Linked DNA regions of Mus musculus: all the other regions are linked to region 1. Evidence: chromatin loops called from intact Hi-C (ENCODE). Cell type or tissue: left cerebral cortex. All regions are shown on one strand. Each heading gives the region's core, and the rest is flanking DNA. Links, peaks and the distances in the headings are about the cores only. Region 1 holds the start of Zfp385b (zinc finger protein 385B). Region 2 holds the start of Gm35431 (a long non-coding RNA gene). Region 3 overlaps Zfp385b (zinc finger protein 385B). Region 4 overlaps Cwc22 (CWC22 spliceosome-associated protein).

What was found. Hi-C counts contacts between places; a loop is a spot of excess contacts. Peaks named below come from ENCODE experiments on the same cell type or tissue, not always from the same donor. Only the 100,000 strongest peaks of a DNase experiment are listed, where the experiment ranks them.
Region 2: a loop joins it to region 1, with 2.5 times the contacts of the local background. A loop is called at or near these places in 3 of 42 quality-filtered maps.
Region 3: it touches region 1 in a loop (2.0-fold over the local background); 3 of 42 quality-filtered maps call a loop at or near these places.
Region 4: a loop joins it to region 1, with 2.2 times the contacts of the local background. A loop is called at or near these places in 2 of 42 quality-filtered maps.

The regions. Positions count from the first base shown.
Region 1 is chr2:77,809,773-77,817,932 of GRCm38, reverse strand. It overlaps Zfp385b (zinc finger protein 385B), which reads left to right and starts at 1,117. Exons shown (of 10, transcript NM_178723.6): 1 at 1,117-1,381. In left cerebral cortex, for the core only: no CTCF peak of the experiment used is centred there; DNase peaks (open chromatin) are centred at 1,979, 2,841, 3,114, 4,221 and 1 more place; H3K4me3 peaks cover 2,249 bases; H3K27ac peaks cover 2,004 bases.
Region 2 is chr2:77,764,578-77,772,737 of GRCm38, reverse strand. All of the region lies in intron 1 of Zfp385b (zinc finger protein 385B), which reads left to right. It overlaps Gm35431 (a long non-coding RNA gene), which reads right to left and starts at 7,476. Exons shown (of 3, transcript XR_001783384.2): 1 at 7,312-7,476. In left cerebral cortex, for the core only: no CTCF peak of the experiment used is centred there; a DNase peak (open chromatin) is centred at 4,087; H3K4me3 peaks cover 189 bases; H3K27ac peaks cover 1,181 bases.
Region 3 is chr2:77,750,651-77,758,810 of GRCm38, reverse strand. The region is part of intron 1 of Zfp385b (zinc finger protein 385B); the gene reads left to right. Among named protein-coding and RNA genes, the nearest start is that of Gm35431, 11 kb to the left of the region's middle. In left cerebral cortex, for the core only: no CTCF peak of the experiment used is centred there; DNase peaks (open chromatin) are centred at 2,113 and 2,897; H3K27ac peaks cover 1,146 bases.
Region 4 is chr2:77,901,871-77,910,030 of GRCm38, reverse strand. Cwc22 (CWC22 spliceosome-associated protein) reads left to right here. Exons shown (of 20, transcript NM_001362658.1): 15 at 1,886-1,963; 16 at 2,797-2,949; 17 at 4,547-4,674; 18 at 5,806-5,907; 19 at 5,997-6,235. Among named protein-coding and RNA genes, the nearest start is that of Cwc22, 40 kb to the left of the region's middle. In left cerebral cortex, for the core only: no CTCF peak of the experiment used is centred there; a DNase peak (open chromatin) is centred at 4,247.

The DNA.
Region 1 (8,160 bases), core at 1,081-6,080:
CCGTAGTTATTTTGAATAGAGGTAGCAGTAATAATAAACATACCAGTTTGGGTCTGTATTTAGTAGAGCGAGCCAGGCCAGCTAGAAGATGTTTGGATTCTAAAAATATAAAGACCATCAGTCAGATTAATGTCCCTTCTCACGCTGGTTACCTCAGGTGCTGGCGCCTGCAATAAGCTGACATTCCAAGGTGGATTTAAAAAAAAAAGCAAGCTGCTCCTTCGGAAGGCTCCAGAATGCAGTGAGTGTGCATTCATCAGATCTCAAACCCACCCCGGAAGCAGCACTAGCTTTGGCTGGACTCGAAGATATTTACTCCGGACACTATGCCAAGACATTAACAGCTGCCGGATTAATTATTTATGGCCTTTGTGTCAATCATCTAAGACAAGATCCAAAGAAAAATATTTTAAAGTCGAGTCATCTGTTTTTTTTTTTCAGTCTTTGCTGCCTTCCACAGTTCCCTTGTCATTTGTTACTCTTGAATTTCTTCCCGAAGAAGTCATCTTAGAAGACTGAGCCCTTCAAATTATGTTTCCTTCCCCCCAGTGTTTTCTTTGAAGTGCTCTCCGTCGCAGAAATAAGCGCCCTGGCTGTGTCTACACTATTTTCAGAAGATGGCTTACACCGGGGGAACCCCTGACACGGTTTAGTTTTTGAAACTTCAATCAGCGAGGTCTGGCAGTAGGAGCAGGCGAGCCCCTCCCCTGCGCACGAGCCTCGCAGGTCCTTGCTGGGCTGCGAAGCCCTGGGTCCCCGCGGAGGCTGATCTGTGTCGCCCGCCAGCCGGGAGCTGCACGCGGGGGCAGAGCCCATACTTGGTGGCGAGCATCTCCAAGAAGAGTTTTAGTCCGCTCGGCCAGTAGGTGACACGTCGGCCCCCGCGCGCGCGAGGTTTGCGTCCCGCCTTGGGGAATCCCCCCACCCCCGACCCCTGCTGGAGGCTGAGGGGCGCGTGGGACCCGGTGACCAGGCGGCCTTCCAGGCTGCGCCGCCCCCGGGGCGTCTCCACGGCGTTCCCCACCCCAGCCGCAGCATCCCGCGCCGAGCGCCTCGCAGGTCCTCACGCCTGTCCCCGTGGCCCGCGCGGACTCGGCACACGCCCCTCACCTGGGCGAGGCCAGGCGCGCAGGCGCCGAGCGTGGAGACCGCGAGCGGCCGCTCAGCCCGCGCTCCCGCTGGGTCGGACAGTTCCGGGGGCCCGCGGCGCAGAGCTGTCGCCGGTGCCACCGCCCCGGGCTGCCGCAGACCGCGGGAGAGCGTCTGCGCGGAGCTCCAGCGCAGCCCTGGCGGGAGCGCCGCCTCCCAGGCGCCGGCCACATCCCCCCGGCCTCAGGAGCGGCTGCCCCGCGCGCCCGCCGCCCGCCGCCCGCGCGCAGAGGTAAGCCTGGGGCGAGCAGCCCCGCGCCGCGTCCGCGCCTCTCCCCACCGCCTCCGCCCAGGCGAGGGACGGAGTTTGCGCTGCGTCCCGCCGCCCCACTTGTAGAGGCAGGCGCCTGGCCGCTGCCCCGGCCGCAGAGTCGAGGCTCCCCCTAGCCCCTCGAGTCAAGGAGTAGGACGTAGGAGTAGGACGTAGGAGTTCGTCGGGCAAGGAGTCCCCAGGGTGGGCTCGGAGAAGCCAGGGTGGGAAGGGAGCATAGAGATAGACGGGGGGGACAAGGAAAGCCTCGCAGGGGGTCAGTGGCAGTGCCTCTCCCCTCCCGGGAACTCCGGGGGGTTTTGCAGACTCCCTTTTTGCCAGAGGGAAATGAATAATTTGGGTACCGAGGTGTGAGGGCAGGATGACTGTGGAAGCTTAGGGTCCCAAGGGCATTCTGCAGAGAAAAGACCAGCAGAAAGGTGAATGGTGCGGCTCGAGAGCAGATGCTCAAAGTTTGCACTTGTTGGGAGCTGGGAAGGGCAGCCTGGGTTAGCAAGAGCTGGTGAAGGTGTCAGCTCAGGGTGGGAGGACTCTGCGGGACAGCGGAAGGGAGGAGAGAAACGGGAGGGGGAGGACCATCTGCTTTGCCTCTGCTGTGTGCTGGCCTTGGGATGAGGAGAAGACTAGACGGAGGTCTCTCATGCTTTGCTTCCTATGGCTCTGGAGATCACTCAGATGGCGAGTGTCCTGGGTCCTTCAAGGAAAAGAAAATGCCCCCGCCCCCATGAGCACAAATAATTTTGGAATGACCTCAAAAGTTCCTGGATTTGGAAACATTTTCATCTAGAAAGGAGGTTGGCGGTTCTCTCCGGTTTTGCTTATCTGATGAGCAGCACACAGAGGCTATTGCAAACTTTGTCACAATGAAGCAAAATATAGGCAAAATAGATGCTCCAAATGGGGCAAAAACATTTGTGTTGTCGGGTAGACTGGCAGCGTCCATACAGCTTGGGAAGGACTGAGAAATATATTTATTAAATGAAGAGGCAGTTTTCCAGAAAGTTACTGTGCAGCATCTCAAACATTTAGGCTCCAGATAACTCCCTTTAGTGTTTCAGGGTCTGCTTTTGCCTGTTTCCAGAATCCTTCAATCTTATTTTAATGTCATGCATGCTTTGATACGGGTTGTCCTTTCCTGTCATAGTTGAATGTCCTTAGAATGTAAAATACCGGCTTGTAGGTTTGGCTACTTAAGATATGGAAGGTGAAAATATGTTTATGTGCTCAAAGCCTTGCTTGCTCGGATTCTGTATTTTTCAGTAATCAAGTTTTTGCGGATTTATCGTTTACACCTTTACTTGTTTCTGAAAGTGATTTGAGGAGGTTTAAGGTGAAACCACAAATCAAATAAGCTGTTCTTGTCCGTCTCCTTGACCTCTCGTGGGCGCATTTGTAGTAAATGCTTTTGGAAAGGTGAACTCTCCCAAACAGGGGAGGATCGCCGCCCTTGCTGGAATAGTGCTGGTGGTAGGTATCAGTGTGGTGCAGTATCATCCCTGAAGCATCTCATTTGCATAATATTATGTTATGGTTATTAGGTAAATCATTGAAAAGGAGCTCTATAAGCATTAGAATCCATTGACATTAAGGGAAAGAAAAACAATGTTGATAGCTTACAGCATTTTAACAGTATATAGATTCCCAGGACCAAAGAAAACAGCCTGTCTCTTTGGACTGAGGCAGAAAGAAACCAAACGGAGGCATTTCCATCTCAGTCAAATTAGAGACAGAAGTGTGGTTAGTGCCTGGCACCCAAGCACAGCAGATAATGAGAGCTGACAGCAGTTGGAAGATCCTTCTTCCAGAGTGGGACTATTGTATGATGATCGAATGTCCTGGCTCTGGGAGTAGAGAGGATCTATCAAAGCAAACATCTCTTAGAGATGAAAAGCTACATAGAATGATGCTGGGTGCTGTCGGGTACCATAAACAAGACATCCCAACTCTGTTTTCTTTTTCTTCCATCTGAGTTTGAAGATGCTACTGCCCAATGACATATGTGAATATGATATTTTATATTAATTAAGCTTACATATCATATCATTATATATTATATATAGTTAAAAAGAACAATTAACTAACATATCACAGGAGTGAATTCATGTGAAAAATCTTTGTTCATGGAAACAAAGAGCTAAATTGGCTTTCTAAGGCTTTCAAGCTTCTACTTAGATCTAAAGGACAACGCATGCTGAACTTCCCTGCCTTCTGTTTGCTTGGTTTTGTTATTGTTGTCCCCTCTGCACACTATTTTATTACTGTTGCTATCACCATTTCTCCATTTCTGTCTCTTGTTCCACATAGATCTTAGTATGATCTTCTATTCTTCATAGTCTCTCTCTCTCCCTCTCTCTTTCTCTCTCCCCCTCCTTCTCTTCCTCTCCCTTCCCCACCTCCTTCTGTTCTTCCTCTATGGGTTTCTCTTAGTTTTCTTTACTTTTTGGGTTATCTTCCTTTTGCATTTTGTAGATTTCATCTGGTGTTGTCCTTTATTAATTTAGATCATTTCTTCTTAAGATGACATACTTTTGCTTTCCCTCCCAGACATCATATTTGCCCTGTGAAACCCTTTGAAGGCCTTGCATTGCTCTCAGGTGCCTCAAGTCCACCACCTGCTTTCTAAATCTAAGCATAAACTCTAATCACTGTCTTTCTTTTAAATGAGCAGGGGCGCCTTGGTGTCAGTTTCCACAATTCTCCCAAGCACCCAGAGCCTCCTCCTCCCATACCATTGCTTTCCACATGCAGTGCACAGACAGTCCCACCATTTCCGTCTCCACAAGGCCTCTTGACAGCATCACTTTCTTATCCACAGCGTGTCTGCCTCCGTTTTTCTAGATGTTACCACGCTGGCTTCTGGACTCACTTGCCATCTCTTGTCTCTTCCATTCCTAGTGAATTTCATGCTTGCTTTTGGAGGCTAAGCCGTAGGAAAACTTCCTCACTGGTCAACGCTTCTGTAATGCCCCCGTAGCGTATACCTCTGCTCTAAGAGCGAGGTCCTCTGCTGGTGAGCTGTACTCTGACCTCATTGACTCGTTTATTGAGTGAATCTGCCGTGTGCTAGCCACAGCCTTGGCTGAGACTCTTATAAACATCTGCCGATGTTCAGTGATATACTGAGAAAATAATGTTGGAATCTACTGCTAAAATGGAGTCCTACATGGTATAAACAGGGCCCCAGGAATCCTACTGGCTTGGGCTGCCTCTGTTTAGCCCTCTGAAGTGCAGTCCGGTGCTTCCTGGCAACAGTCTGACTTGCCCTGTGCTGAAGTCAGTGGCTTTCTCTCAACACACAGCATGCCTCTGCACTGCTCCTCTGTGCTCATGCAGTCCCCCTCTGCCTGGAGCAGACCTCTCTTCTCCCTGTTGCCATGTACCCCTGTCTGAGAGTCGTGATCTCCCTTTGAACTATGGCTTTGACTCTCCCCAAGTTCTATTACCTTGGATTTCACTTCTCAGAAGTGAAGTCTGTTATGTGTTTTCCCCACACTGTACTCAAGGGTGCTGTGGTACTCAAGGGCACCTAACCCAACCTTAGTTCCTCACTCCCTGAAATACCTAACCCAGGTCCTGGCCTCTGGTGGCAAGCCAGTAGATAAATTAACTAGGTGGATTACGTTCTTCCTGGTTCTGTAGTCTCACCTTATTTAACTTATATTATTTAAACACTTCAGCTCCGTTCTTATAGTAGAGCCCGTGCTTCATAAACTTGAATATGCACATAAACCATTCAAAAACCTTATTAAATGCAGATTGTGGTTGAGCAGGGACTTGGATGAGGCCCGAAATTCTGCATCTGTAAAATACTCCCATGGTAGTGTGGAAGAAGCTGTTCCTGAAATGTTCAGCAGAAGGGCAAGAGGTGATACTAAGCAGGCTTGGGGCGGGGGGGGGGGGGGGGGGCGGTTCCAGCAGTGACAAGTGCTCTTCTTGGTGACTGCACTGCAGTGTATGCTTGCTTCAGTATTACTTCATATTAGGAAAGTCCAAGGTGCTGGCATTTCCCAAGGCTGGGTGGGAGGGTGGGCATTTCCCTCTGTTGCCCTGTGATTTTCCCCCGCAACACTATTGCATTTAGATTTGACCCCATTGTATTTTTCTCCAGCCAAATAATAGTGCTTTGTTCCACACTGCTCATTTTCCTGGTATTGCACATTCTGGCTCTGGCTCCAGCTCTTTCTTACTCTGCTTACATTTTTAAATTTTTTTTTTTTTTTGCTCTGCTCTTATCTTTCTGCACATGCTCTCTCTCCCTCTACCTCCCTGCCATCCCTTAGAATTCTCTCTGGGTGCCTCAGCTAACTCTGTACCCACCCATTTTTTTTTCTACCATGTCCAGAGTTTTTCAGGGTGCAGGAGACTCAATCTCTCTTTCTACCTCGGTCACTAGTATGAGACCCAAGACAAAGCTGTCATCCATCACCTGTCAGTAGAAGATGTGGGTGGCCAAGCTTCTTGGGTCTCCTTCAGGACCAAGGCAGACACCATGTGGTATCTTCCTTCCCTTGGAGTGGAAGGCACCTGCTGGGCTGAGCAAGGAGATGAGGCTTGCTCTTCTGCTCAAGCTGCTGTGTGTCTCTGCCTGTGGTCTTGCACCACGGTCCTGTTCCAGCTAAACAGCTAGAGCTTCGATTGTTGGAAGCAATTCATTGCTTTCTTAAAAACCTTTCTTTTCTTTTGTATTGGGATCTGAATCAGGCTAAGTAAGTGCTCTACTGCTGAGCCGCATTTAATTTTTAGAATCTTGTTATTATTTTTATTACATTTAATTAATCTAATTGTGTATATGTGTATATACATACTCACACATATGCATGTGCATGGGCATGTGGAAGTTAGAGGGCAACTTGTAGAAGTGGTTTCTCTTCTTCCATTATACCACATGGGTTGCAACGATCCAATTCAGGGTTCCAGGTTTAGCAGCTCACACCTTTTACCTATGTATGTGTGTATGTGTGTTTGTGTGTATGTGTATATGTGTATGTGTGTAAGTATGTATGTATGTATGTATGTATGTATGTATGTATATGTGTGTGTATGTATGTGTGTATGTATGTATGTATGTATGTATGTATTTTTGTTTTGAGACAGGGTCACTAAGTTTCATAGACTGGCTTTGAGCCTGGAATCCTCCCGCCTCATCCTCTCAAACAGCTGGCATTACTAGACCTGACATACTTGTGTTTCTTCAGAAAAGGCCTGTTCCCTGGATTTCCAGTTCAGGTTTTGCAGTCCTTAGGTACACACTAAAAATCACTTCAAGGAACTAAAACAATAAAAATGCTTATAAATATTAAAAAAAATCTCCCAGAGCAATTCAAATCCCCAGCCTGAGTGGAAAGCTGTAGCTTCCGGGGGGTAGGGGAGGGGGTAAGATGGCTGTAATATGGTGGTGGCTGAGTAGACGTAGTATTTTTCTAAGGCAAACTCTGGCTTTTGGGTCATCAGCCAGGAGAGCGTTTGGAGGGGTTACTTCATTTCGCTGGGTCTTGATTTCTTTATGGTGAGGTAAGTTGACTTGGTCATGGTGAACCATATGTGAGATGCTGTCTGCTGGGATGTTGCCAGGTGCAGCTCCATTCTGGGAAAGGCAGAGACTGTTCACCCTGCCAATCAGAGGGCTGCAGCTTGAAGGCCCGGATCCACTAAGGGTTTGCCTAGTCAACATTTTCCTCTCTCCCCGTTCAGCTTCAAGAATTTCAGCCCAGTGTGATCAGTTTGAAAAGAAATTTATGAGCATATTTCTCAGAAGGCAATGAAAAAATGGGGAAGGCATATATACTAATAAAAATTCAACCACCCTTTGGTATTTGATTCATTTGGTGCCATATCAACTCTATGATCTCGTAAATTGCAGAGATAGATTAAAATACGTATAAACTGATACAGAAGGATGGCTAGACTTTTTTTCACCTACTTTATGAAAAATGACTTAGCTCTTTAATAAAGACAGTTATATCATCAACAAATAAAAAGGATTGAAATCCCTGGACCTGAGAGAGCATTTTATTTTGGTAATAAATATGAATGCGCAGAGCATTTACATTTCTGTGTTTATAATGGGAAATGGAATTTAAAAATAAAAACAGCATATGTGGGCTAAAGCCAATCAAAGTTTCTTCCCTCTTTTTTGGCTGGGGTTCTGAATAGCCATTATGCTATTATGTTATCATTGAATCAGCAAAACAAAGATTGGACAAATGGACAGAACCAATAGTAACTGGGGCTGATATTTAACTTTTTCTTCATATATCTGAAAATAAATAAAAAAAAGGTATTTTTGTAATCTCAGGGTGTCTGTTAGGGGTAACAGAATGTGATATCAGTGATATGATGTGACTATTATTATCTAGGATGCCATGTGACCATGATTGTCTAGGATGCTATATGACCATGGTTATCAGAGATGCTATATAACAGTTATTATTGAGGATGCTATATGACCATAGTTATCAGGGTTGCTCTGTGACCCTTTTATCAATTGGAATGCAAAGTTTCATTCTGGGTTTAGTCAGGAAGAATGTTTTCAGTTAACTTTGTACTAACAGCCCAGTGATTATTTTCCACATTGTGATGGATAGGCTTTTAAATAACACAATTAAGAAGATGCGTGGAATGTTAAAAACACATTGGGCTACACAGAAGTCTCTTGTGAGAAGCAATGGGCACATTCTTCTAAGTCTTGGTTCAGTTAACTAGTGTGAAATTCTACAAAGAGCTGTGATGTTTGAAGTGTG
Region 2 (8,160 bases), core at 1,202-6,201, 45 kb after region 1:
TAAAGATTCCAGCATCTGCTATTGGCATGGACAGAATGAATGCAGCCGTTGCCTTTGGCGTGTCCTTGGTTTCTGGATAGCACCAGCTCATCGCTGACCACGACAGACAGAAAGCCATCAGCCCACCTTCCACTTTGCTCAACTTCTTGGTTCCTTTTAAGTCCCAAGTCCAAAGGGACTAAGAACCAATGGGAAAAAGGATCCCCAGCGATGTGCAGTTAAGTGACCGTGAACTGAGATCTCGGAGACCATGAGCCAAAGCGAATTGCTCTTCCTCAGAAGTAAGAATAGCTAAAAGCACCATCCTTTCCTTTAGGCATTCAATGGTGAGGGGCTGTAGTGTGATCTGTCTCTCTCACTCAGCTCTGGAGAACAAGACAAAATGAACTGACCTGAGGGGTACTGTACACACTGAAATACAAGACATCCGTCTACATGCCATGCCTGTGTTTCATGGCACTTCGTTCTAAATGTTCAAACACTTCGGCTCACAGTGTGTTTTATGTTTATGTGCAACTCATACTATCAAGAGATTTAGCCCTAATTAGTCAAAAATTACTTCAGTTGAACTTGAATTTAAAATGAAATGTTTAATCAATATACTGTGATCAATTGTAATACTTATTTAAAGAGCCATTTAGTGAGGGAGAATAATTAGAGCAGGCCGTTTCAAGCTGAAAGAGAAAAAAGCATCTTGCTTGCATATGAACATTTAGCATTTGACTGAAGTCCAGAACTGGATACCAGATCATTGTGGTGCATTCTTCACGTATGATTTATAGTAGATGTTTTGGAGGCATGCAGAAGGAAAGGCAGGTTTTAGTAAAAGTGTACTGTCATAATTTTCAGAAAGCTCTTTCAACACACAGGAGTCAGAGATTTGGAAGACTCCTAGGTTCTTCCAATACATGAGGACCGAGTCACACACATGCTCCTTTAATCTTCACACACATACACAGGCCTCTGTCTTTTCCCAATAAGTTCTTGCCTTTTCAGGCTGGCACATACAAGTGATTCCCCCAGAGCATACAGAGTAAAAATGTGTGTAGCATACACATACTTTCTCATGTACACACAGATACACTCAAGGCAACATGTGCACATAACGATGTAGGCACACACACAGTCATGCCAACATACCCAGGTGGATCCATTCAAACTGTCACAGTATGCTACAACACACACACACACACACACACACACACACACACACACACACACACACGCACGCACGGTGGGGAGGGGGATAGGAAAAGAAAGACCAGCCACACAGCAAAGTTTAAGCGCTCTCTTGCTCTCTCTCTCTCTCTCTCTCTCTCTCTCTCTCTCTCTCTCTCTCTCTCTCTCTCTCTCTCTCTCTCTCTCCCACACACACACACACACTGTTTTATAATGGAGCTCTGATTATTTTGTCTTGATCTTGGACTTAGAAGTGGTTAGTTCATCCTACTTACTTCGTGCAGTTATATTTGGGATGAGACTGATGGTCTTGGTGAGGCCTCGTTTCTTATTACATTCTTATCTTTGGGAACCCCTCTTTCTCTAACACATGAAGCAAGTAGACAAGAAAGTTACTTTTCATCCTATTTGTGAGGCTGTGGGGTTAGAGGAAAGCTAGGCAAAGGCTACATGAGGTTTGAAAACATCTTTGCTTTGTCATAGGACAGACCATGTTCTTGTGTATTTGCATTCAGTGGTTGGCACTGGCTAGTTTGAAAAGCATGTGTGGCTGGTGAAGTAGGTCAGGAGGGGACTTGAATTGGGTTCCCAGCACAGCTGTCTCATGGCAGTCTGATATTCCAGCTCTAGAAGGTGCCTTCTTGCCTCTGTGGGCACCACGTGCACATTCACAACACCCCCACAACCTATACACATATTAAAAATAAAATATTAAAAAAGAAATAGCGTGTAACGAGGCAGTAGTATACCTTAGCACCTCAATGAGAGACTGGGGCTGAAAGCGTGTCATTGGCTGCCCTGATGGAATTGAGAGACGGTTTCTACTCGTGAATGCCTAGTGGCAAGTGTGCATTCCTCTACTTTCAACAGAGCTGAGGTGTCCACTGCCCTTGACAGTGAAAATTCCATTTTTGTGTGAAGGCTTGAAAAGCACCGTCTGGAACACATCATGTGCCAAGCCTCTCTCTTCAAGGGAATCTTGTGCTCATCCTTCTGCGACATTGTTACTAATGAATAAAGGGGAGGAAATCTCCCATAAATCACATAGTCTGTTAGTGCACTGATTGTAAAAACAGCAGCGATGCGAGGGAACGGCCCTTAGAACACAGCCCGTTATATCCTGGAAGGAATGGTAATTGCTCAAGGTTATTTTACCCGGGCCCCTATCTTGATCTTCATAGTTGAACATAGAAGATAGGCAGACATTTCTACTTGAGGGAGCTTCTGTTTGTTGTCTCAGAGAAAGTGTTTCTGTCCCATCTGGAGACCTGAGCAGAGGATGCTGTCCTACTGGCTGCATGCCATGGGAGGCTTTATGGCTGATAGGACTTTGGCTTTCATTTTTGAAGAGAATAGTGTGTCAGAGAGTCAGAACAGAAGGCATGGATGTGATCTGACCTACCCATTTTTAAGAATTTGTCTGGCTACTATGGAGGGCATAGACAGGTAGGGACAGCACTGGTGGGCAAGCTGTCATCGAGGACCAGTGGCTAGCAGTAACCTGGAAGTGGTGGGGAGCAGTTATGTCCTGGAGTTTTCTTGGACATTGGATATATAAAACATACAGCTCCATTCCTAACAGGCATGTCCGGAGACCTGTGGATGATGTCAAGCCTCCAAATAGAATATTCAGATGGGAGGAGTTACCTGCTAGCTGTGTTTTAACTCAGGAGGAAGAGTACATAGGGGTTTGCTTATCAACCATTCGGTAATAATTAAAACACAGTGGGAAACTCCTTATGGGTTCAAGTTTAGGCAAGAGATTGATATTGCAGGCCCGTGTGTGTGCACGCCTGCATGTATGATGTGTGCTTTATTGAGACTGCAGGCTTATGTGTGTGCATACCTGCATGTGCTTTATAAATTGTCAGTGTGTTTAAGTCATGAGCCTGGATGAGAGAATGTGGGGAAGATGTTTAGAGACTACGCCTCAGAGGACTTTAAAACTCACAGTCAGGCATGGAGGGCACTAACTAACAGAGGAGTGTGAGGTGGATACAGTAGAAGTACCAATGGCAACAACCCAGAAGCAAATGAGTTATGTTCACGAAACAGAGTGATTTCTACTTGTGTCATAGACTGATAAGGTAGCAAATAATCCTAAGACTGGGAGTTGGCCCCTGATTCTCCAGTGTAGAAGATATTCATGTTTGAGAAATTTGGGGTGAAGAAGAGTCTAAGTCAGCAAATCAAGTAAATGACAAAAAAAATGACATAGTTTTGCTAATAGAATAGTTTTATGGTAAATAGGATAATAATTGCTTTTGAGTTCCCAAACTGAAAGATTTGATAATCTGTATGCACATACACGTGCACACACATGTTCATGTTTATGTGCACCTGTGTGTAGGTGCACCTGCATATGGCGGTCAGAGGATAACCTTGGGTGTCCTTCCTCAGGCTGTACCCACTTTGATTTATGATACAGGGCTTCTCACTTTGGCTCAGATTCTCCCAGCAGGCTAGACTGACTGGCCAGGGAGCCCAGGGGTCTTCCTGTCTCTGCCTCTGTAGTATTGGGGTTCTAAGTTGCACTACTGAGACTGGCACTTTACCAACTCAGTGCACTCCTTAGCTACAATTTCATATCTCCATGAAATTTGTATTTAGAAAGACAAATAGGACAATTTTTTCAGCGATTTTAATTAAACCCCCCCCCTCCATTTCCCTCTCTTAATCACCGTCATTCATCTGTGCTCGCCTTGGTCTCAGCCGACGAGCCTGTACACAGCGAGTGTTGTAGAAGTACATGCCTGTAAGGTCCAGCGTTCTGCTCTTAGAAGCTGTGGAACAGCCCACCTGTATCCATCCCCCGTTCTGTGCCGTCCTCCTGCAAGTACCAAAGGGAAGACGGCCTTCTTGTAAAGCTCTCTGTGGCTGCCCTGAGATGGTCCCATCCCTACACATCGCATCGCTGTGACACCCACTGTTCAGCTCTCAAGCTCGCAGGCGGCCTGTTTTTCATGTGCTCATTAACATATTAGTCACATTTTTTCCATCTTACGACCACAGGCAGTTTGTATTCCCATCAAAACAATAGTGATGTGGCAGAGCATTTGAAAGGAAATGAGGAATGCAGACTGCAGTGACCGTTGATGATCTGACTTCTCAGAGACGATCATTATTTGTGTTTACGCTCAGCTATTTCTCTGTGTATTTTTGATAAAGATCCAAGTGTATCTGGACCTTAGAAACTTCCCTTCTATTTCTCTAGTATCACATTGCAATGCTCTCCACATGCCACTGGATAGTTTGAAAATAACTGCTTTAAAAGCTGGATTGTGTGACACTGCTTGTGGTATGACTTATATGTTCATTCCCTTATTGGATTTTTCTACCTAGTTTCTATTTTTGATATAAATAAAGCTAGGGTGAATATCTTTGTACATAAATCTCTTACTATATTTAAGATTATTTTCCAGTTCCTAGCAGAAGAAGATTGCTGAGTCAGAAGATCTGTATGGTTTCATGACTCTTGGCTAGATACTGCTTTCTTTTAATAAAATGATTCTGCCACGTTCTGTGCTTGCTGGGAACTTGAAGCGTGTTCTCAGAGTCTCTTCAGTGTTGAGGACTTCCTAAGACATTGCTTTTGAAACCCTCTTTGCTAATTGGGCAGTTTAGTGTCACTGCTTAAACATACTTGATCACTAAAGGACACACATTACTTTTCCATGTTTGCAGGGGTCATTTATTTTCCTTTCTAATGGATTTCCCTTCGTGTCCTTTACCCGTCTTCCATGCCCTCCACTGAAATGAAATGTGCTTACAGCTTTTGCTGACTTCCAGAATTCAACACGTGCCTTTTGACAACCACTTGCCTGTAATATTTAATATATATATAATATAGATATATACATATTTATAATTTGTAGCCTTTTACTTTTATACTTCCATTGACTTAAAGGTCTTAGGCAATCAAACAATTTAAAATTAAATTAGTGTGGGAGTCATAGCCCCTAAAGAGGCTGAACCAGACTTGTGGAACTGGTGTGCGATGATTGTAAAGAATGGGATGGGGACAAACACTCAAAATTGGAAACACTGTTCGAATTAAATTCCATACCCCATGCTTAAATGTGTCTCCAGGTTATTAAGTGCATTGGTCCATTTCTTATCACTGGGACAGGAAACCTGAGAGAAACGTTTTAAAGGAAGAACTAGTTATTATGGCTCACACGGTTTCTGAGAGCCCGGCCCACTGTCCTTAGGAAGAACATCATGTGCTAGAAGCACATGGAAGAGAGCGTTCAGCTCGTGATGGACAAGGAGCAGAAACAGAGATATAGGAAGTGATACAATAATACAATATGGGACATGACCCCAGGGACCTTCATCCTTCAAGTAGGCCTCATCTCCTGCCTCTTACTACTGCCTTAGTTAGGGTTTTACTGCTGTGAACAGACACCATGACCAAGGCAACTCTTATAAAGAAAAACAGTTAATTGGGGTTGGCTTACAGGTTCAGAGCTTTAGTCCACCATCATCATGGTGAGAAGCATGGCAGCATCCAGGCAGACATGGTCTGAAGAAGAAGCTGAGTGTTCTACATCTTGGTCCTCAGGTAGCAAGGAGAGACTGTGTGCCGCACTAGGTGGAACTTGTATACGTGTGAGACCTCAAAGCCCGCCCCCACAGTGACATACTTCCTCCAAGGCTACGTCTACTCAAACCTCTTAGTAGTGCCACTTCCTATGGAACAAGCGTTCAAACACATGAGTCTTTGGGGGCATTTCTATTCAAACCATCACAACTATCTCCCTACAATGCCATTGTTGTAGGAGTCCACCAAGGGGTTAATCATCTCCGAATCTGCCATCACAAATATACTCAGAGCTCAGCTCTATTAATCCTCTAGGTGTCTCTCAGTCCAGTGGACAGTGAAGATTAACCATCAAGTGTGGATTCAAAGGCTAACATACAGAAGAGCACATGAATGAGTTTCAGTGGATATTTATAAAGGTAGGGGGCCCAGGGACATGTCATGAGAATTGTGACTAACTGGGAAGCAGTCATGTAAAAACTTGCAGGTACATACAGATGACAAGCAGGGGAAACATTCAGGATACATAGAAATTAATTTATAAATAATGTAATGAAGGACTCCTAGGAGCCAGTTTGAAAAGTTCCAAATAGACTATAGATCAAAGATCAGGGAGGGGTAACTTTAAAAAGCAGCAACTAATAACACTTTCCAAAGCCTAATAACATCATTAAGTTTCAAAAAATGCAAAACAAATGCATGTATATAGAAATACATGCTGCACACATATATGGAAACAATATAAACGTGATTAGCTGGTCAGAACTTTCCAGGTATTAAATGACTTTACTGAATCAGCACTATCAATTAATATAGCAATTTTTAAAAAACTATTAAAATTAGGGGTTATGGGAGGAGCTCCAAGACTGGCTTTTAGAGCTAAGTAGTTCAAAGAGAAACTTTTTATAATCTTTGGTTTTAGTTGCAGGGTTTTCTATTAAATAATTGAAACATTTTGTAGGCTGTAGAAATGATAATGATAGCAGGTATTTATACTGATTGAAATGGAAAAAAATGCTGAATACAAACAAAAACTTCAAATCACAAAGGAAACATGCTTCATTTTATATAATAATCAAATGGAATATTGACATATACACATGCTTAAGTCACATAAAATACAACCAAAGTTTTCCTTGGTGGTGGTGAAACCCATGTTTTCTTTTTATTTTCTCATGCATTTTAAATTTGGTGAGTTTCTCACACTTAGACTTGGTAACTATAAAAGTAGATGTTATTTACATTTTTAAGATCTGCTTTTGTTTTAAAAATCATTTTTCCCTGTGATTAAAGCATGCCTTTATAAAACAGCGACCTTTACGACAATTTGGGGGTGGAGGGTATACTAGAGAGACAGCTCAGCTGATAAGAGCGTGCATGTTCCTCCAGAGAACGCAGGGCAGTGCTCACCACCCGCACTGAAGCCCCTGGCCACCGAGGGCAGCTGTATACACATGCAGGCACTAACATCTACAAACGCACATAATATGTTACATTTTAAAATTAAAATGCAGTTTCTACGTGAAACTGTTTATCTCCCTAAATAGTCAGCATTTAAAATACCGAGCCTGTGCTTTGACATTACTTACTAGGTGATGAGTTGGTATCTGGCGCTCCTTATCAAATATCGCCAACTCTCTTCTGTGGAAGTCTCTGTCTGGAGACCATTTGGTTCTTCATTTAAATATCTGCCCCATGATATCATTCCACTGTTTTAATTATTATGCCTGTCTTGTGACTTACTACTGATAGCACACTTGGTTTAGTTTTACTTTATAAAGAAAATACTTACAGATTTGTTTTCCAAATTAATTTTAGAACCAGAAGTTTAAAGTCATTTCCCCCTGCTTCTTAATCAAGGTATATTGAATAGATGCCTTTTTTTCTGAATAATTCAAGGCTATGATTACTTATGAGTCATCAGAAACCATTAGTTATCCAGATAAGATAGATTCTTTGCTCATGTTACAAATGTCTCTTGATTATAAGGTTTTCTAAAATTTCTGTGATAAATTTGCATTTTGTAATATTTTTCTTCAGTGATCCTTCCAGATGTTTTTAATCTCTTTAAAAATAAATCCCATCTGTAGTAGAATACACGGCTCAGTTTTTTATCATTTGTGTAAAGTAAAATCAAATGACTGAGCTCTGTCCCTCTATATTGATTTTTCTAAGATGTTTTATATACATCGCCTATCTCAGTCATGTTTAGTGTATTTCCTTTTTAAAGTTTTATTTTTAGTTGACATAAACAGTAATTACATATATTTGTGGGTTTTGATATCTTTCAATATGTGAAAAAATTAGCATGTCCAGCTCCCCACATTTTTATTTTTTATTTTTTTGTGGTGAGGAATTTATTATACTTTCTTTTTTTACTTTCAAAGCACATTGTTTTAATTCTGCCCAGCTTGTACAACAGAACAGCTGAGCTTCTT
Region 3 (8,160 bases), core at 1,008-6,007, 59 kb after region 1:
GTAAATTATTATCTAAAATAAGCCTTTCTCTTATGACGACGTAAAAACAGGATGTGAATTTCAGAGTGGGGACGCGGTTGATGTTGTCAGTGAAACAAGAGCAACTCAGCAGCAGAAGGGGCTTGGAGGGGTGACGTTAAGGAATGTGTCGGGTGGGGGCTGGGGGTGGCGGCAGAGATGATTTCAATTACATAATGGAACATTCCCAACGGGATGCAAAAGAGAAGGGTGTGAAGAGGGCTGCATATTTTAAAGGTTGGGATGAGCAGTGTGTGTTCGCAGGGTCTCTGCTCAGTATGGCAGCCAGCTGCTCACCTCTCACGCTAGAAGAAGAAGAGCGGAGCTTAAGCTGAAGTGTATGTGATTTCAGCGTTCTGCACAATGAAGACGGTTAAACATGGATTGAATTGGGTAATCTCAGTCCCGACAATACTGAAAAATGTCTTAACTGCCAATCAGCCCGAGATTTTTTTCCCCATGCAAAGACAGAATGATGGGCCCAAGGCCTCTTATTAACTACAATTTGGTTTCCTTTGCATTTCAGTATGTCAGAGCAATTTCTTACTTGAAAGTATATGATTTCTTCCCCCAGATTCTCCCCTCCCGTGACCTTTCCCTCTCTTTCCTTCAGATGCTCTATAATTTTGCGTCTCACCACTTTCCATCCCTCTTGTTCTATGGTGCTGAGATTTCACTACAGATGTATTGGAAGACTTCTCTGGGGGGGAATAATGACATCCCTGCCTCCTGAGTCCTGCTCTCACTGTGGGATGTGTGAGCCATTCATTTTGCTGCACTTTCCTCCCAGGGTTTTTTAAATATGCCATTGTGCTACACTCTAGAGATGCAAAATTCAATAAAGCACAATTTCTGTCCTGTTGGGATTTACCATGTAGTGGTGCAAATGCCAGAAGTGATATTCTAAAAATGTGACCTGGTCTCTTGTGCAAAGAAGGGAGTTAGGAGCTTTGCTAGGGGAGGGAATATTTGTCAACAAATATGCCCGCTGATCAGATTGTCTTTGGGAGTACATATTGAGGTGGGAGAGTGTAATGGAGCCATTTTAATTCCTGACACTGTCTCTGGTCCAGGTTAACAGAACAGCTTCTGAGCAGCAGTTCCATGCTCTGCAGGAGAATGCTCCTGTTCCAATCACTACGATTCTAGCACACTAAAGGTATTCTTAGGGACCTTGAGATGGCTCAGAAGGTCAAGGCATTGGGAATATTTGAAAATATTCTGAGATTAAGCCAGATGATAAGCACAAAAACCCCTAGTAAAAATTAGGGTCAGAGGGCCCCAGTGGAAGAGCTGGAGAAAGTACCAAAGGAGCTGAAGGGGTCTGTAATCCTATAGGTGGAACAGCAATATGAACTAACCAGTACCCCCCAGAGCTCGTGTCTCTAACTGCATATGTAGCAGAAGATGGCCTAGTCGGCCATCATTGGGAGGAGAGGCCCTTGGTCTTGCAAAGATTATATGCCCCAGGTACAGGGGAACGCCAGAGCCAGGAAGCCAGAGTGGGTGGGTTGGGGAGCAGGGCGGGGATGAGGGTATAGGGGACTTTTGGGATAGCATTTGAAACGTAAATGAAGAAAATATCTAATAAAAATTAAAAACAACAGTAAATAGCAAAAAAAAAATTAGGGTCTGAAGATATACATTTTAAAAGAAAAGGAGGGATTTCCTGCGAAAGAAACGTGTGCCGTTGGGATGCTAGTTTGAATCCACAGTGATTTTTGAAGGACCTGAGAACCTTCACTATGCACTAGGTAAGAAAGGAAAGCACCGAACCGGTGGTTGTTAGGTGAAAGTAGCAACCTTGGTCATGTAAGAGCATGTCTCAGCTCTATGTGGAACTCCGCCTCAAATCTGTGGTCAGCTCTGAAGGGCTTCTGTGGAGGCAAGGCAGTGTAAACAGGACCGGTGCCTGGTGTTGAGTCTGGTACCAGATACCAGTGCCTCCCCTGTCTTTGTGTGCATTTGAAACAATTCATAGCCAAATTCTGCTCTTCTTCCAGCCCAGTGATAGGAGAGGACACGGCTGGTTGGTTAGAGATGTTAGTGCTAACAGCACGCGGGATTTAGATGGAAACACACATGACAGATAAGTGCGAAATTTGAGCTATATGTAGTCTTGGTTTTGACGTTTGCTTATAAGCTTAGGTATGGCCGTTTAAAGTTTAATCCTTCAGACAGATCTCTGGTTAAAAGCAATCAGGCACATTTACACATTACACCGTTGGTTATGAGTAGAAGTCACACTTGGAGTTTATTGGAAGGAGTGGATAGTTTGAATGGCTGAGAGCTGACACCTTTCCATGTGGTGCTGCAAGCCTCGTATTTATCCTCTTGCTTTAGTGCTTTATTTAGTCTTCCACATTGGAGCTTGGGCGATACATCATTTCTTTGTGGTTTATGATTGCTTAAAAAGTTTTATAAGAAAAAAAGATGAATGTTAGCTTTATTTTTCTTATAAAATATAGACGCATTTCTTCTCTAACTTAGATTATGCATAAGCATTGGAGATAAATTTTCAGAAATGAGTTTCTATCTGAAGTTGTATTTTCTACATTGAATAATCACTGCTGGAATTAAAAAGGCACTTGAGATTAACAAGTTGCTTTTTTTCTCAGAAAATGCTTTATCTGCTTTCAGAGTTTTAGCTCTTGGATGTCAGATTAAAATTCTGAAACATGTTTGATTCATCTCAGAATTGAATGTCAAGTCCAAAGACAGATATTTATAACTGAGTTCTCTTCAGGCAAACGGGTTCCAACCACAGCTCCAATAATTGCAGAGTTCTTGTTCACGATCGTGGTGCCTCCATTTTAAACTAACAAATTAAAGCTTTAAGATTGGATTTTAGCAAACCAGATATTTAATTCCATGAATATTATGCTTTACATTTGCAGAGCCCTTTGGGGTTCCCACACTGCTTTTGGATAGTTATTCCAGTTTCACATAGCACAACGCCGTGTCAGGATCATTTCCTCTCGAGGATGAGCAAACACAAGATCCACACAGTGAAGTGATACAGCTGCTCAGCCCTTAGCTCACATTTCTCTTTGGCTCTTCTGAATCCAAGCTACTTCCACATAAAGTTCCTATTACAAACGTTTAAAAAGATAGGCACTGCTTAAAAGAAAAGAAGAAAGGAAATTTGCATGCAGTTTAGAACTGTTTACATATCAATATGGGAAAATTTGGGAGTTTAACAGAAATAACTAGTTTAATTACTTAATTGGTATTTTGGGAGACAAGATCTAGGTATGTTATTCAGACTGAAAGATACTGCAAATTGGACATTAATTAATTATAAATCAAAGACAAAAGTAATAAGATGTGCTAAAAATCCTCATTTTTATTTATTATTATTATTATTTTTCAAGACAGGTTTTGTGTGTGTGTGTGTGTGTGTGTGTGTGTGTGTGTGTGTGTGTGTGTAGCCCCGGCTGTCCTGGAACTCACTCTGTAGACCAGGCTGGCCTCGAACTCAGAAATGCGCCTGCCTCTGCCTCCCAAGTGCTACGATTAAAGGCATGTGCCACCACCGCCCAGCAAAAAATCCTCATTTTTAATGACACTAAAAGATGAATACATGAGTGGCCACTAGTTTTCAAAAGAATCTTCTCAGCATTTGGTAATAACTAAAGGGGAAACCGCCATTTTATCGTCTTTCACACAGGACCTGTACCCCAGGATCACTAAGACTTGGTGAGGTGGTTTTCTCTCCTTGTAGGCATCTTCTCCCTAGTCAATGAAGAGTGAATGACAGAATTAGAATATTACCATTTTGCAATAATGGCTTCTGGTAATGACCATCAAGTATATTGTCATGAAAAGAGAGACAAAAGTCTTCGTGTGCCTCCCTGCGATCAATCAGTGTGGAAAATTACATCCCAGTGTGACAACAGTGTGACAAAGCCTTGATCTGCCTGCCAGTTTTCAGAGAGAAAAGGAAAACAAAGCAGGGCGTTAGAAGGCACCATGGGGCTGCAATCAGCACAACCCAGCCCCGGGGAGCTCTGAAGTACCAACAAGCTGCCTCACCCACAAGTAAACGGAGAGAGGGGAAAAGGTGAGGAGCAATTATAGACTAAAATAGTCTCAGAGATATCAACTGACTTAGACTTTATTCATATGTCAAGTGGACAAATATCTAGGAAAATGTATGCCTACAACAGCTGGGGGACGAACACTGACTGCATATCTGATGATATTAAGGAGTTATTACTTCCCTTCAAAGTGTGTGACAGCATCGCCTCATTATACCATGTTGGAAAAATCCACATGCTTTAGAGGCATACTGAAAGATTTATGGATAAAATATTATCTCTGGAATTGCGTCCAGATAACGTGGGTCCAGGGAGTGATAGATAATTTTAGGTGAGACACCCATGAAAATTGTACAGACCAGGAATATATGTAACAGATAGATGCTCCAGTCATTTCACACGTATTACCTGTGATTCTTAGAACTTACCAGAGTTCTATGAAGAAATTGTACTTTACTGCCTTCAGTTTTCCTGAAATGCTGGGATGGAATACGTTGATCTCTGCCATTGCATCGGCAAAGTTGCCCTTTGGGCTCCAAGCTTTCCCTTCTCTGCTCAGCTCCAGCAGTTTACAAGGGGTGGAGTTTTAAAGCAACAGAATCCCCTGTTTTATTTACACTTCCCCCTCTCCCATTTTCTTGATCAGTTCTTTGCCCAGATTAAAGTCTTTTGGGGGAACATTGTAATTTGCATTTTGGCTAAATGAGAGGCTCTCCAACTACTCAGCCTGCTCCAAAGCCATCCTAGCCACTATCTGATTCTTTAAGGAGGCAAGTTGTTCCCCTTCCTCACAAGACAGGGAGCAAGCAGAAGCTCAGCTCAGGGGTTGGGGCTCACCCTAATTGTTCAGAGGCTCTCCTTGGCACAGTGTGTTCACTGGTGGTGCTGCTGGTGGGCTGGGGTGGGCAGTGGCTCCCAATGTGAGGGGCTCATTGCTATGCATGTGCACAAAGGAGGAGGGAAACCTACAGCGAGTAGGGAATGACATCTTCAGTAATATGAAACAATCCTCAGATAAAACACTCATGATGCCCCAGGGGGAGAGTGCCCTCATTGAGGATCCAGGGGAGATTAGGAAACCTTTTCAAAGATGAAAGTTCAAGTCCTCTGTGAGCCATCAGAGCATCTTATTTAAGTCCTCTCTGGAGGTGCAAATTTAAAACCCCAAGTTGGCAAAGTCTTTTGCAAAACACAGTCCTCCTTATTTCTTGGAGTGACTACAATTCATGCCATTTGCACCTTTTTAGATAAAGTAGCAGCCTGGAGAATGACTGGGGTAGGCTTTGTGCTTGAAGAGGTTCATTGATTGGCTGTAGAACACACGCTAAATTAGAGTGATTTGCAAAGCTTTGACTGATAAAGACATCTTGTTTTCCACTTCTTTGGGATGGAGCCAACTTGTATACCTTCCCAGGAATGAATAACTTAAAGTAAAAACAATCTAAGTGTCCGGGACATAGCACTCTGGTAGAACACTTGCCTAGCACTAGCATGTATAAAAATATTAATTAATTTTTTAAAAATAAATGTAATCTCTTATTTTTAGAATAAAAAATTTAAATTATTTTATCCATTTAACTTTTCAAATGATATCCCTCTTCCCAATTACCCATCCACAATCCCCCAACCATCCCCCTCCTACCCCCTCCCCTTTGCTTTGGTAATCTCTTTATAAAATGATTTTATTTATTTTGTGCATGTGAATACACTGTCTCTGTCTTCAGACACATCAGAGAGGGCATTGGATCTCATTTCAGATGGTTGTGAGCCACCATGTGGTTGCTTGAGCATTGAACTCAGGACCTCTGGAAGAGCAGTCGGTGCTCTTAACAACTGAGCCATCTCTCCAGCCCCATTAATTTAATTTTTAAAATACATGCAATTCCTAGGTGGCCAATGGTTGTTCAGATAATTGCTCCAACTTTTCTCCAGATTTAATTGTTTTGGGTGAATGTATTTCTTCACATTCTCAGCAAGGGCAACCAAATTAACCTTCCATAGTTTCTGTCTCAATGGGAAACAAAGGAAATGAATTGGTATTGTCTATAGCCATCTGTTCTTCAGTTGAAATGCAAAAACTTCCTTCATGCCTAGCCGTGCTTCTTGCTCGCTACATAGCTGTTGACCAACTTCCAGACACAGTGAAGGTCGCAGAATGTTAGCTAGATTAGGGATTCCTCCTGAAGCTGAAATACAATTATTCCAAATAAGAATGTAATGCTAGCTCAATCATACATATAATACTACAAGTAAAACACGTATCCTTGATTAAAGTTTGCCAAAACAGAGCAAGAGCACTGCTGCTTCATTATTGCAAAGCACTGCACAGAGACAACTCACAGCAACAGCCCTAGCAATGCTATTAAGATTGCTTAACCCTAGAAACAAAGGAAGCGAATGAAACTGAGATTCCCTTCTAGACCTTTAAATATAGAGATGTTATTTATACTTTATGATCTTGAAGGAAACAAGGATAGCTATTTGCTTATACAAGATTTATAATCCCCTGTGTATTAGTTTATGTTGCGGTAAATCTCCAACCCAAATAGGCCCCGGCAATGAAAACACAACTCAGTTAATATGAATACATGCTGTGTGCCTAGATTGGGCAGATCTGCCCTACACTACCATCTTCCACATCTCTGAGACCCCTTAGAACTTGAGGTTTCTCCAGGCCATCTGCTTCTGTTCCACTTTTTTTCTTCTTCTTCTTCTTCTTCTTCTTCTTCTTCTTCTTCTTCTTCTTCTTCTTCTTCTTCTTCTTCTTCTTCTTCTTCTTCTTCTTCTTCTTTTCTTCTTCTTCTTCTTCTTCTTCTTCTTCTTCTTCTTCTTCTTCTTCTTCTTCTTCTTCTTTTCTTCTTCTTTTCTTCTTCTTCTTTTCTTCTTCTTCTTCTTCTTCTTCTTCTTCTTCTTCTTCTTCTTCTTCTTCTTCTTCTTCTTCTTCTTCTTCTTCTTCTTCTTCTTCTTCTTCTTCTTCTTTTCTTCTTCTTCTTCTTCTTCTTTTCTTCTTCTTCTTCTTCTTCTTCTTCTTCTTCTTCTTCTTCTTCTTCTTCTTCTTCTTCTTCTTCTTCTTCTTCTTCTTCTTCTTCTCCTTCTCCTTCTCCTTCTCCTCCTCCTCCTCCTCCTCCTCCTCCTCCTCCTCCTCCTCCTCCTCCTCCTCTTCTTCTTCTTCTTCCTTCTCCTTCCTCTTCCTCTTCCTCTTCTTCCTCCTCCTCCTCCTCCTCCTCCACCTCTGTGTCTCCCTCTTCCATTTTCTCCTTTTTCTCTTCCACCTTCTGTTCCACCTTCCCTTTTATCTGCCCAATCATCAACTCTCCTTTATTTTACAAATTAAGGTGGGAAGCAGGTTTAGAGGAAATCACCTGAGTGCTGACTCTTTCCTTGTTCGAAGCCACTCGCAGGAGAAGGTAGTTTTGTAGAGAAAGGGTTCATTTTGCCTTGAAGTATGAGACATTCCCAGCATAGTGGGAAAGGTGTGGCACAGGAGTGTGAAGTATGCTCGGCTTTCTCTGAAAACAGAGACCAGGACACAAAGCCTCAAAGTCCACACCCCCAGTGACAAACTTTCTCTAGCAAGTCTCCACCTTCTGCAAGTTCTACAATCTCCCACCCAGTGCTGGGGACAAGCATTCAAACATGAGCCTAACCAGAGATATTTCATAGTCAATCTGTAGTAACTTATATTACACATGTCAGAGCCATCATCATTGAGGAAGATGGTGGTGACCGTGTGACTTTTTGCCACCACAGTCATTCGGGGAGTGTTGCAGAAAATATTTAGTCTCAATCTGGAGTTTCTACCCTGCCTTAGTCATTCAGTTCTCAGATAGAAGACACACAACTTTGATATTTATAATAAGCCTTAATCAGCACTACAGCAGGGAAGATATCTACCCTCTAAACTATTAGAATCTACTTCCCTTTCAATAACCCTGAGTTCTTACTTGCCATGTTCCATCTAGACTGTTCTTAACTCCAGTTGGCCATGTTTTCTTAATTCACATGGCAGCTTCCTCCTCTCCTCACCTTCCGCTCCACCTTCTCTTTCTCTCCTCCTCCTTGTCATGGTCCTTAGCCTCCAATCCCAAGCCCAAGAACTCAC
Region 4 (8,160 bases), core at 1,504-6,503, 92 kb before region 1:
ATTTGGGAGTATCTTAATGCATTTATTTTTGTATGCTAATAGACTCCTAAAATTACTCAGATAATTGATAGGTTAAAAATGATCACAAACTATGGGTAACAGTGCTTATCGTCGTGCATAGTCTAGGGAAAAGAGTGGCTCACCCTGTGAGTGGTTCTGACAGCATGGCATTGGCTTGTTACTGCATTTTGTGAAAATATGATTAACATATTGGACAACACAATACTAGTAGGAAAAATTGAAAGTGAATTTTATATTATATATCAAGTTAATCTAATGGCATAATTTAGAAAGGCTTTCAGTTTTCAGTACCAGATGAAATTTTGACAAAGTGTATCTTTCTAGAACTTAACACATCCATAAACATGTTACTCAATTGGATTAACTTGTGACTGGTTTGCTTCTTTCTTTCTTTCTTTCTTTGTGTCTGAAAGCACTCTGATGTTTTAAAGGGATGCCTCTGGCAAGGCTGCTCCATGCTAAACCATCTGTTTCTAGAGCAACACTGTGCAATAGAACTCTTCAGTGAGGACATAGTCAATGCTGACCTGGTTAGGGCAGCAGCAACTAGGCACATACAGCTGTTGGTTATGCAAAATATGCATACTGTGACTAAGGAAAGAATAGTTTTAAATAATTTAAATAGCTGCTGGTAGCTAATGCCTATCATGTTAGCCATTGCAGGTTCCCGTCTATCCTGTTGTTCAGCATCTGAACTCTGGGGTCTCTGACACAAATTGTTTGCTTACATAGATATAAATGCTTATTTACATTTAAAAAAAAAAAACTCCTAACAATTTGTACTTAGATCATACCTTAGTGACTGTAACAAAATTTCAGAATAGTTAATTGAAATTTTAAAAATAAAAACTTAACTGAAGGAATACACATTTAATTGTATAGGCTCGTTTGTACTTAGAGAATGAATGTGTTCTAGCTAATGTGTTTGTAAAAATGTAGACATTCTAATAAGAGATTTATAGAAAAAGGTACTTATACAGTGGCCTCATTCTGTCTCTGCTTGCTACATTACCTGAATCATTTCCTCATGGAATTGCTGTCTGCTCCCTTAGAATTATTTCAGGAATTATTAAACCATACTTGTCAGTTAATTAGATGTCAGCCATTTGTGATTGTAGATTTTCTTATCAGGAGTTTATTCATTAGTGCTAACATTTTCACAGAAAGGTTTTTCAAAGCAGTTAAATAGCTGGTTGAACAATATATTTCAGCAGTTATAGGATTGACCCATTCATCCTTAGATTTCCCTCTGTAGATAGGTCTGTATATAGTGTCCATTCTTCTGTGGACTTACACATAGAATGGTCATCCCCTTGTAGGTAGGCTGTAGTCAAACATTTATTTCAAGACTTAGAAAATTGAATCATAAACCTGTTCCTTTCTTTTATTTTTATTTTTTTACATTTTTAAAAATCAACTAGAAGGTCACTTACATTGAAAAAGTGGCCATTTGTCCTTCTGTCAATACTTGTGTTTTGTTACTAACTATCTAAGTATAAGTTTAATCTCAATCTTAGGTATTTGGGTTGGTGAAAATAAATGTAAAAGAATTCCACACAGAAGTCTTCAAAGAAAGAATCATGTCATGATTTGACCTGGTTCGTGCCCTAAATTGTTTAGAAATGATTCATACTTTTGATTTAGAAATCAAATTATCATAAATAGCTTTAGGTGATATCAGCCAGTCTAAAGGCTTTTTAAAAGTGATAAACTTGACATTGAGTTTTTAAAAATAATTTCTCAAGGTTTTCAAAAATTTTAAAAGTCTAGTTTGAAAATACAGTCACTATTGTCGTTGTAAATTGTCATATAACATAGTTCCATTGTGTCCTGAGTCATTAATGCAAATTTCCTTTCCAAACAGAAAGAACTCTGCAACATGATACTTGATTGCTGTGCCCAACAAAGGACCTATGAAAAATTTTTTGGCTTGTTAGCTGGGGTGAGTTACAGCCTTGATTGTCATGTCAGGATTTCATAAAAATCCCAAAAGAATTCCTAACAATAGTATAGTGAATTAATGATTGTATTTTGTGGCCTGGTCTATCCTTAGTTAACAACGTGTTTTCGTTTTTACCCTGGGAGCACATTGTTCTCTCTTTCAGTTTCCTTTCCCACTTCATTTTGCAGCACATTAAATTTGTTACCATTTTTCTACAATTTCTTGAAATTATAACTATTTTGCAACAATTTCCCAATATAAAACAACTAAATGGTCTAAACTCAGGAATCTGTTTAGACAGCATAGGGTAAATGTGACCTTAAAAAAAAAAAAAAAAAAAAGAAATGTCTGTGTCATTTTGAATTGTGTCTTTGTATGTGTCAGGCACATGCATGTGAGTGCAAGTACCTGTGTCGACAGGCTAGAGGTGAGGGAGGGGTCTCTCTGGAGCAGGAGTTCCTGGCTGGTTGAAGCTGCCCGACGTGGCTGCTGGAAACTTAGCTTAGGTCCTCTGCAAGAGCATGTAAAATACTAAGCTTTGGCCCATCTTTCTGGTCCCTAAAGTATATCTATAAACTTTCCAAGGCAGATATATATAATGCAAAATGTATCTGTTTAGGATCAACTAAATGTATAGCTTTATTTTAACATATAAATCTAGATAGAGAGAAACTTTCTGTAACTTTTTTGAACATTTACCACAGAAAGATAGGGTGATAGATGTCTCTTGAAGGTGTTTACAAACATTTAACTTAGTAATTTAGGAATAGTAAGTTCAGTTGTATTGACATTCGGTTTCTGCTGGGGTTGACTTTCAGTTTTCTTCCCTATAGCGGTTTTGTATGCTGAAAAAGGAATACATGGAATCATTTGAAAGTATATTCAAGGAACAGTACGACACCATCCATCGCTTAGAGACAAACAAATTGAGAAATGTTGCTAAAATGTTTGCTCACCTTTTATACACAGATTCACTTCCGTGGAGTGTAAGTAATCGGATCAGTGTTTGCTCTTTATTCCTAACCCCTGTTATTGTCAAATATGCATTAATTATGGTATGACCACACTTATCCTATCAGTAAACATGAGTTAAAATGAATGTGTAGTGCACTTTGACTGCAACTGCTATCTTTGAAACACATTCATGGAATTAGAAGGCCAAGTCAGACAATATGCATGTGTAAGAGATCCTGTTGTGGGTTATACATAGCAGCCAAACCCACGTTGCTTTTCAGTAGTGATGACTGGCAATATTTTCAGGGAAAATATGGATTTGCATGCTTGACATCTGTGTGCATATTTGTCCATACTTTATTAACAAAGACACATATTCCTATTTTGGTGGCACTTGTGCCTCAGAATTACTGTCCATATTTCCTGAAAGAATAACTTTTTCAAAGTTCCTCTAATTTAGACTCAAGAAAAAGGATTGTCCTAGGAGCCTGTAATAAGTAGACACTTTTATTTAAGCAATGGAAAGGAGATCCTGGGATCATACTTAGAATAAAGAAAGCTATTCTTAGTGGGGAAATGTATACCAAATTGAGCATTAATTCCATATTTATTATGGAATTACTGTTCTTTCAAATGCTGTTAGGTAGCTATCACCTGCATGTCCAGTCACAATTCTTGGTAATGGACAAAGGATTTATTTTAGGAATGTTACCATGTATTTATGTCAGGAAAGTTACCATGTAAGAGAAAAGTTAAGTCTACGGAAATCATATGCCATAAATAGTCATATAGTCTAAGTGAAGTAAAGTTGCTAGAAGAATTTTAATAAAGAGAAATCACATCCCAAAGGAAAAGAAGAAGATTACGATGTAAAATACCACAAACTGATGGTGGAGTGAGTCTCCACCCCTGCTCTTAGGAGTATCAGATAAGTCTATATACAGTACTTAAAGACTAAGTATATCCAACTCTATTCAACTGGCACTTTTAAACCAACCTAGCAGCTAGTCACAATAACCCTTTGCTTCATTTCGCCTGTTCTAGAAAAGAAGCCAAGTTTTAAACAATTGGCTAAAAATAGGCTTCCAGAACACACAGTCCATAAAAGCTACATGGCTTTTTTTCTTCTGTTTTGCTTTTAAAGTCTGTGTTCACAAGTTAGTTTGTAAAAGCTGTAAACTTAGTTTTCAGGATACATCATCCGTCATTTTGTGTTTGTTTTTATTTGTGTGTGTGTATGTGTGCTAACTTACTATAGCTAATGCTCTTGGTGGCACTTTGCCTCGTCCCTTGTGCACACCACAGTCTGCTTAGGGGTGTTTGCGAGCAGTCTTTACTTTGATGTTACACACTCAAGACAGGATATCTTCTCAGCTATAAAAAGCACCTCCCTCAAGAAAAAGAACGAAACCTATTTCTGTACCGTGTTAGCATTGGGAAATTAATATAGAGAAGTCTTATGCTTTGCCAAGAAAGAATCCATGTCTGCATGAGGGACGTGCTCAGAGGTGCTGCTCTGAGATGGAAAGTCCTAGTTCTTCTGAGAGAGTGTAAACTGCTTGGCTACTGGACCTTGTCTTTCAAAACAAAACAAACAAATGTTTTTTCATCCTCTCCTTTCATTTTCAGGTTCTCGAATGTATAAAACTGAGTGAAGAGACCACGACATCGTCTAGTCGAATTTTTGTCAAGATCTTCTTCCAGGAACTGTGTGAATACATGGGTCTTCCTAAACTGAATGCGAGGTTGAAGGATGAGTAAGTTGACTCCTAACCGTTTAAGTTTAGAGTTCCTGTCTATGTGCTTCCCCCACAGTAGCACATACAGCTGTACTCTGACGGGGCAAAGCCCTCTGGGACTTTGGGTAAGGTGAGCATGCCACATGCCTCCAGGCCTGAGACGACACATGCCTTTCTGGGCTTTTTTCCAGGACTGTCACAAAACTTCCATTTCACCTTCCCGATTGCTCGTTATCACTACGATTGGCTTCTAATCCATTCTGCTCCTGTCACATGTTATTCCAGTATCTCATTTCTCCACTTTGGTTCCATGTAATGTGTGTACTTTATCAGGCTCATCTCCCTCCTCAGGAAGATGCACTAGTCACACCAGCATCATGAAACTTGTAGTGATGCCTGTGTCCTTACCACAGTGACAACAGAGGCTGTCTCTGATGTGTCTAACAAACTTAGTCAGTCTTCCAATAATTTACCCTTTTCTGTGAAACACTCGCTGCCTCCTTCCTACGCTTTTCCAGTGCTTCTACACAGTTTAGATGTGCATACATATGTACATAAAAAGAAAAGCTATGGAAGGCCTTTACATTTTTCTGTGCATGCCCACACTACATACTTGTGTGCATATAACCATGTACATATGTTATTTGCCATCTCTATCTTAGTGTGTAAAAAGTTTCCAAATCTGTTGTGTAATTACAGAAATCAACTTTAAGGGCCAGTGAGATGTCTCCGTGATTAAAGGACACCAAGTCTGAAATAAGCTGAGTCCCTGACAGCCACAGGTGGAAGGGAAGAACCACCTCCCACATGTCCTCTTACCTGCGCGCGCGCACACACACACACACACACACACACACACGCACACACGCACACACGCACACACACGCGCGCACACACACGCACACACACACACGCACACACGCACACACACACACACACACACACACTGCAAAGGCATTTTTTTTAAAGAGACGAACTTCAGTGACTTGTTCCTCATTACCTATTATATTTAGGGAGCCTTATGTATAAATGCATAAACCACTTTCTTATATTTCACTTACTGATTTAACAGGTAGAAATTCTGATAGGTGGCTATAGGCGCTTTCATTTGCACTTTCTCCATTTCCTTCATTCCTTTTTCCGTTTCAGAACTCTCCAGCCATTCTTTGAAGGTCTGTTACCCAGAGACAACCCACGCAATACCCGGTTTGCCATCAACTTCTTCACTTCCATAGGTCTCGGAGGATTGACGTAAGGATCATTTGCAGAATTTTATCTTTAGTTACAACATTATGTCAAGTGCCTGGTATACATAGTGTAACACATTACATCTGTGTTAGGGATGAACTGCGAGAACATCTGAAAAATACGCCCAAGGTCATCGTAGCCCAGAAACCAGAAGCTGAACAAAAGAAACCAGCCCTGACATCTTCATCTTCAGAGTCTTCCTCGGCGTCTGATTCCTCTGACTCAGAATCTGACAGCAGCGAGAGCAGCTCAGAGTCCTCTAGTGATGCGAGCGACTCCTCCTCCTCCTCCAGCACTCAGAGCTCTACCTCAGGTATCACGGCTCATTCAGGTATTACCCTGCTCATTTCTAACAATTGCAGGGCTCGATTGCTGCTTACTTATTTTTGCCATCTATTTAAAACATTTATTATTGGAGATGGTCATGTGTCACTGACAGTCTGCAGTGTTATATCTGTTTCAGAAGCCTCTTAGACAGGGCTAATTCATTGGCAGCTGCGATTCCAGGGATGTCCATGTGTTTACAGGGCCCTCCTGAGGCTTTATTACAAGGCATGTGGGTTTTAGTTGTAGTCAAGCTTTATGTGGCTACTTGACATCATTGTACTCATTGGACGGCTCACTGGGGGCTTTGCCGTACCTAGCTTTCCCCAGATTCTGATTTGTAAGTCCATCACTTAGTCTTGCCTCTTGTTTTGCTGACACAAGGTCTTACAACATAATTAAAGCTAGTCTTCTCCTCACTGTGCAGCCCAGTTTGATCTTGAACTGCAGTCTCTGTGAGCCCCAGCCTTCCGAGTGCTGGGTTTTCAGCAGTCCTGCTATAAGCGTCATCTTGCCCAATGTTTGCCTGGCTTGTTTGTTGTTGGATGTCTTGTTTCATTTGTTTTTTGGAGTTTTATATGCATTCTAGATTTTCTGTTCATTTACTGTCTGGCAGGGGCTAGCCTTGAACCTGATCCTCTCTGCCCCTACTTCTCAAGTGCTGGGTTTAGAGACTTATACTTCATGCATGTTTTAATTTTATAATTATTAATTATGAACTTCTTTGTATCTAATGTTTCCTTCATTGTTATGTTCACAAAATAGTCTTACATTTATATTGATCCACCTACATTAGTTGCTGTACATATTCATGTCTGATGTCCTATGTGCATCTTTTAATGAATTTACATATATAGTATCTTCCTCACTACACAGTCCAGGCTAGCCTTGAACTGCATTTTTGTTTTGTGTGTGTGTGTATGTATGTGTGTGTGCACATATTTATACATATACGTGTGCATATAATATATGTATGTATGTATATATACTCATATATACATATGTGTATATATATCATTAGCTTGTATTCTTGGTTTTTCAACTTTACAATGATACAAAAGCTGTATAGTAGAGTCAACAGAAATAGTACTTAGAAGTCTGAATTTTTCTCTCTTCCTGAGCTCCTATGTGTGAGTAACTCTTGTGTGATTTCTACCTAAAGACTAACAGGTATTGTGGGCATGCTTAAGGAAGGCTGTACTAAATTGTGTTTTTTGGGGGTTGGGGGTATAAAAAACATTTTTTATTGATTTATTTATTTTATGTATATGAGTACATTATTGCTCTTTTCAGACACACCAGAGGAGGGCATCAGATCCCATTACAAATGGTTGTGAGCCACCATGTGGTTGCTGGGAATTGAACTCAGGACCTCTGGAAGAATAGTCAGTGCTCTTAACCGCTGAGCCATCTCTCCAGCCCTATTAAAAACATTTTTATGACATGTCATCTTCAAGACATAATCTCATCTTAACTTGAGGAATGCCCATGTGTCCATTGTCCATTTCTTTTTAGTTATGTAGCTATAGAGTCACTACTGTATGATTTTTAACCATCCTGTTGATGATACTGCCTTACAGCTTTCATTTTAATTTGCATTTTCTCCATCACTAATAAAACTGAGCATAACATTGTTATTGGCCATTTGGATGTTTTCTCTTTTGTTCAAATCTGGCTTTTCCCGCCTTTTTGAGTTAACTTCTTATGTTTTAGGGTTTAGCTGTACTGTATTCTCCTCCCTCTCTCTCTCTCTCTCTCTCTCTCTCTCTCTCTCTCTCTCTCTCTCTCTCTGTGTGTGTGTGTGTGTGCGTGTGTGTGTGTGTGTGTGTGTGTGTGTGTGTGTGTGTGTGTGTGTGTGTGCGTGCGTGCGCTCACGTGTGTGTCTGTGTTGGATGTATATATTTGAAGTTAAGTAGCTCACATTTGTGTCTG